2 separate regions of the Mus musculus genome follow, and region 2 is linked to region 1. The links are chromatin contacts, found by Hi-C or POLR2A ChIA-PET in ENCODE. All regions are on one chromosome and are shown on one strand. Each heading gives the region's core, a stretch centred on a gene start or an enhancer-like site at or near the end of the contact. The rest is flanking DNA. Distances are from core to core; before and after follow the strand shown.

Region 1 (2,700 bases), core at 156-2,655:
GAACACATTGTTTTTGGAATTCCTCTCTTTCCTCAGTAATGGCCCTGAGGAGGACAGCTGGACCCCACAGTCAAATGGGCACTTTAGAGGAGAGGGGGTCTTCTGTTATCTGACCTCTCTTCAATTGTGCAAGAAGGAGGTACCAGGCACCCACAGCTGAGCTTCGAATCAGAAGTTTCTCTTCCTCGTCCCATTATCTGGCAGCCAGGTAGCAGTAGAGAGGCTGTACCAGAAGAGAGGCCTCTAATGAGATCTGAGGATCGTTCAGCCTCCCCTCCCCCTTGTCCATAGGTGCTCCCATCCTTAGCCCTTCCATATAACACAGCATCCCATCCGAGTGTTTGAATGTATTGAAGCTCCCACATTTGCCTCTGCGATCACCCCAGTAAGAGATTCCACTGTCTCTGTAAAAAGCAAGTCTCTAAGCAGAGGTTGCCTGAGAGGACTGCCAGGAAGGTGCCCAGAGAGTGTGGCATCGGCAGCAGCTTCAGTCAGCAACCTAAGAATCTTTGGACAAGTGATTTGAGCTCCCTGGCTAGCTCCTCTGTTTTGTTTCCCATGTGGCCTTTAGTGCTCTGTTCTTTTCTGCTCCAGAGAATTCTGATTTTGCTGAGTTTGGCAAGCTCACACACAGCAAAGCCTGGGACTCGAGAGAGCTGTGACGACCAGGAGGCCCAACACCAAACACCCCTTACATCTACCCTAGCCAAACTTGTCCACCCGGAACAGCAACTCCGTGTCCCTGACTCAGGACAACCAGCTTAGAACTACTGCTCCTTGACAATAGCACAGACTCCGAGCAAAACTACAGGCAAGGAAGAGCCTGGTGGTTTGATGGCTGGAGGCTTCGGGGCATAGATGGCTCTAAGCAATTTGGGGGGCAGCACACAGCCAGGAAGTTGCTGATCCAGTTACCCACCCTCATGCAGTGAGCACAGCCTTTTCAGTTCTGTTCCAGCTTGCTAAAGTCATCTGCAGCCTGCATCTCTTTGTGACTGGCATTTTCATCTTGCAGAGCAGCCATAGACTAAGGCCACCGGTGACATTCTACAAAACAAGTTTTTAAAGATGTAAAAGGATATCAGCTAGAAGCAGTTGTGTCCTCTTACTGGGGACCTAGCTCAGTGGGGGCAGATAGAATCTGTCTTCACATGTGGAGGGAAGCAAAGAGACTGAAGCAGCCAAAAAGGTGCAGTAGACTCTGTCTTGGCTTTGAGGCTCCTTGCCTGCCAGTGGGCACAGCATTGGTCTGGGAGATACCTGGCCTAAACACATTTAGGGGACTTGTCATCCTCAGTTGGCCTGAAGGTGGCAGCTCTTCCCAGGTCTGCAATGCGCTGGGAATTTGCTTCTCTGAAGCCTTTTTAAGTAGGGCAGCTTCCCTCTCTCTGGACCGCATCCAGCATTTGCAGATTATGAAACAGCCTCAGTTCTGTTTTCAGAGATTTGCTGGTAGAACCATCCCGACCGCCCACTGCTCCTGAGCTTGGATGGCACAGAGCGAGCCCTGGAAACAGGGCAAGCTTCTGAAGGGCAGCACAGGATTCTGGGCAAGCCCTGGGACTCCAGTTGATGTGATATAAATGAATACTCGGTGCTTGCCAGGGCTGTGGTCTTGGCCCAATGTCCAAACCCATCTGAGGAAAATCAGAATAGCTGTGCCTTCCTCTGTGCCCTCCTGCTCTTCTGTCTTCCTCAGAAACTAGTCAGATTGCTGAGTCACTAGATCAGGTGATTTGGAATAGTATGGATGCAGCCTGTGAAATAGTGGAGGGATCTACAGGTCCACCCAATATTCTAAGTTGGCATCCAGTGTAGCAGGAGTTGACAGCCACAGACTATAAACACTGCAGCAAGATAATAGCGCACATACTGCCGGACATGCTGGTGACTTCCTTTCCAGCCCTTGCACCCTGTCATGTCCCAGAAGGCATCTGATTCAACGAAATTAAGTTCAGCTAACACTGATGATGCTAACTGCCCACGGTCCTTCCAGGAAACTGTGTCTACTGATTTGTTTAGTGATAAGGTTCTATACTACTGGTGTTCAGTAAACTGTTCGGCAAACCGGGGTGCAGAGAGGTAATACTAATTGTCCAAGGTCATACAGCAAACAGGGAGTGGCTTTAAGATTCAAACCCAGGCATGCTCTTGGCTCAGGAGCTGTTATCAACAAAGAGAGCATCACCTTCAACACAGGCATGATGCAGAATTTCAGATTAGCAGATTTCTATGCCCCACACCTACCCTTCCTTCATCCAGGGTGTAACATGTCATTCAAGCACCAGCATAGAGTGCAAATTCTGGTGTCCAAGTGACAGCCACACGAAGCTACAGGGAGCCCACCTTGGGGGCCAGAATGTATGAAGCCGTACTAAGATTATTCCCAAGGTACCAGACTCCTCCTGGACCTCTCCCTAGACACCCTAACTCTGCTATCCTATCTCTAGTCCCTAAATGAGTCCATGCAGCCCCTAACAAGACAGCAGACTCTGGGTTGGGGGAACAGCAACAGACACAGCGGGAGAATAATGAGTGCCCAGGGCCACTGGGAACCACACAAACATTAGAATGGAAATTAGGCTGCAGAGGAGGTGGATTGGAATGGACTTTGGAGACTTCTTTTTTTTTTTTTTTCCTTCACTCCATAGCTTGCTTTTCAAGGAGAAAAGTAAACAGTGATAGGAAACAATTGTTCAA
Region 2 (2,700 bases), core at 36-2,535, 81 kb before region 1:
GAGAGTGGGCAGAGGATCCGTACCCGAGAGTCGAACTGAAGCTGAGGCAGAGTAAACTCAAGCACGGGGGAGGAGCAGGCGTCCAGGCTGCCTGAAGAAAGAAGAGAAGGCAGCCAGATGGCCTCCAATGTGAATTGTGTCTGTCATAGACTGAGCTGAATGTTCACAAAGTTAGCCTTGTGGAAAAGAATTATTTAATCAAGGGAAGAAATGGATTTATCCTACGATGGTGATTTTAACATTAGTTACAGTCCAGTGTTATATATGATTTCTGTTTTAACATATAATTAGACACTAGATGTTTTACTGCAAAATTCCTCAAATGCTTTTAGCATAAATGACAGAAGACGGCAATGTGCATTGAATCCCATATCCTGAAGGGGGCGCCCACAACCCGCACTGGGCTGCCCGATCTGCTGGTTATGTAAGGAGGCAGCCTCCTGAGAGAGGAAGCGATTGCTAACGCTCTGGGGGCTACATGGTACCTAGATGTTTCTGTGTGTTTGTTATTCCTGTTGGTTATTAACGGCACGTAGAAAACAGTGTGCTTGCCACATAGCCTGCTGCCCTAAAACCGGGTTTCATTAATGTCACCAAAGGAGGTCAGGAGAAAGAAAAGCCGGGCATCCACACTTTTCTCCTTCTGCTGCTTGTTTTGTAAATCTATAGAAGCTGCATGGTTCCAAGAGTGAGGCACTGACATCAGTGTGCTGATGGATCTCGAGAGAGGACTGGGAGTGGGCGTATGAGGGGAAAGGTAGGAAATCCTGATGAAAGATGACCTTAGACATAACAAGCCTGTAAAGAAAAAGTCCCTGCAAAACCAACTGCAATACCTCCTCTGTGTCATTGCACATTTAAAAAAAAAAAAAGGCTGCATTTAGTGCAAAGAGAACATTATCAACTTTTTTTTTTCTGCTTTGGAAATGAAGAGTCCCCTGTATTCAGTTTGACAGCTCATTGAGCCTGTGTCTATCTCTTGTGACAGAAGTGTGTGCCCTGTGCTTCACTGCTCCGGTCAAAGCTTTAGAGTTAAGGACATAGCCCTTTATCTAGTTGTTTGGCCTTTTTTGGGGTAGAATATTCTGGTACTTAGCTTATAGAGAAGAAATCAAGAGTGTGGGTTTCATGTGATATTGAAACAGAATTTTAAGGTGTCATATGGTTGAAACAGAGATCAGTCAAAATGGCCAACCTGTTAAAACTCTGATCAGAGAAAGGGGAATGTGAGCTGCCTGCAGGTCTGCAGGAGCAGCAGCAACTCGTGGTCTGGCAATTTAAGGCTCTCCTTTGAGCTCTGGTTCTTTGGTATTCATTAAAGAGCACTTAGTTACTATGGAAACTGTCCCTTTTCTGTATTTATGAGCTACAGGGCATCTCACAGCATCTCAAGCATACCAGCACAGCTGACTACTGTGTGCATTGAAACATTTGATGAAGACTTCTAGCCGCTCTGTATTCTGCAGAGGAGGCATATTTTTGTTTCCAGTTATTTGGGGTTTATTATTTTTTTTAAACTCAATTACAGCAAGCTTTGACCTTGCATTCACCATTCTGGAAGGCATTGTGCTGCCTCTCCTGCTTAATTTCCGTCCTTTTCTCAGTGTAGATAGAGATAAACGAATTTAACTTTGTATTCAGTGAAGAGTAATGACTTGAAGATTATGAATGTGCCCCTGGGTTCTGCCTAGGAACCTTTGTATGAAATTGAGCAGGAGAGGGATGGTTCTCTAAGGGACATGGAGCAATAGGGAGTAAAAAGCATCATGAACCAAACAGTGAAGCTTAGGGTGTGTACATAGGGTCATATCATCAGGGAGAGCTTCAAAGAGACCGCTTGGCATTTTCCTTGGAGAAAACTAGATAACTCATTGTGTGCTATCTAATTTCTGAACTGTAATTCTTGTCTTCTTCCTCCAAAGAAGTATATGCATACACATGAGAGTGCACACACACCACACACACATGCACAAGCACATACATAAGCACACCTAAGTACACACACAAGCACACACACAAGCATACACACACCACACACACAAGCATACACACACCACACACACAAGCACACACACACCAAACACAGACAAGCACACACACAAGCACACACACAAGCATACACACACCACACACACACACACACACCACACATATACCACACACATAAGCGTACACACACAGAGAGAAGCACACACACACACCACACACAAGCACACACATAAGCATACACACACCACAACACACCACACACACAAGCACACATACCACACACACACACCACATACACACCACGCACACAGCACACACACAAGCATACACACTCCACACACTCAAGCACACACACAAGCATACACACAAGCATTTACACACCACACACACACCACACACACAAGCACACACACACACACACACCATACACATAAGCACACACACACACACACACACAAGTACTCACACAAGCATACACACTACACACACACACACACACACACACACACACACACACACACACAGTCTGTGATTGTTTTGAAAAGCTGGTCAGCATAAAGATTAGCTTTTCACACCAGTGCTGACAGACTCTGTAAAGAACTGTTCTCCCAGGCCCCAAAGCTCAGTTGTCCCAGTTCATGTGGTAGAGAAGAGCAATGTGCACTCAGGGCTTGTGCAGGTGCCTACGTAGAAACGATGGTTACACCATGA

What was found. Hi-C counts contacts between places; a loop is a spot of excess contacts on that map. ChIA-PET counts read pairs that join two places held with the same protein, here RNA polymerase II (POLR2A).
Region 2: a loop to region 1 is called in a map of left cerebral cortex, with 7 times the contacts of the local background. The contact joins two enhancer-like sites. A Hi-C loop is called at or near these places in 7 of 37 maps with a recorded cell type or tissue (adrenal gland, heart and left cerebral cortex). POLR2A ChIA-PET finds 5 or more read pairs at or near these places in 3 of 5 experiments (all embryonic stem cell).

What each region holds. Positions count from the first base shown.
Region 1 is chr15:39,734,092-39,736,791 of GRCm38, reverse strand. No RefSeq gene overlaps it. Among named protein-coding and RNA genes, the nearest start is that of Dcstamp, 10 kb to the left of the region's middle. Within about 2 kb of position 1,405, at least 1 of the 3 ENCODE cell types and tissues checked has a DNase peak (open chromatin) inside an H3K27ac peak, as active enhancers do; it is left cerebral cortex, where a contact is called at or near this core.
Region 2 is chr15:39,814,949-39,817,648 of GRCm38, reverse strand. The region is part of intron 7 of Dpys (dihydropyrimidinase); the gene reads left to right. Among named protein-coding and RNA genes, the nearest start is that of Gm16291, 19 kb to the right of the region's middle. Within about 2 kb of position 1,285, at least 1 of the 3 ENCODE cell types and tissues checked has a DNase peak (open chromatin) inside an H3K27ac peak, as active enhancers do; it is left cerebral cortex, where a contact is called at or near this core.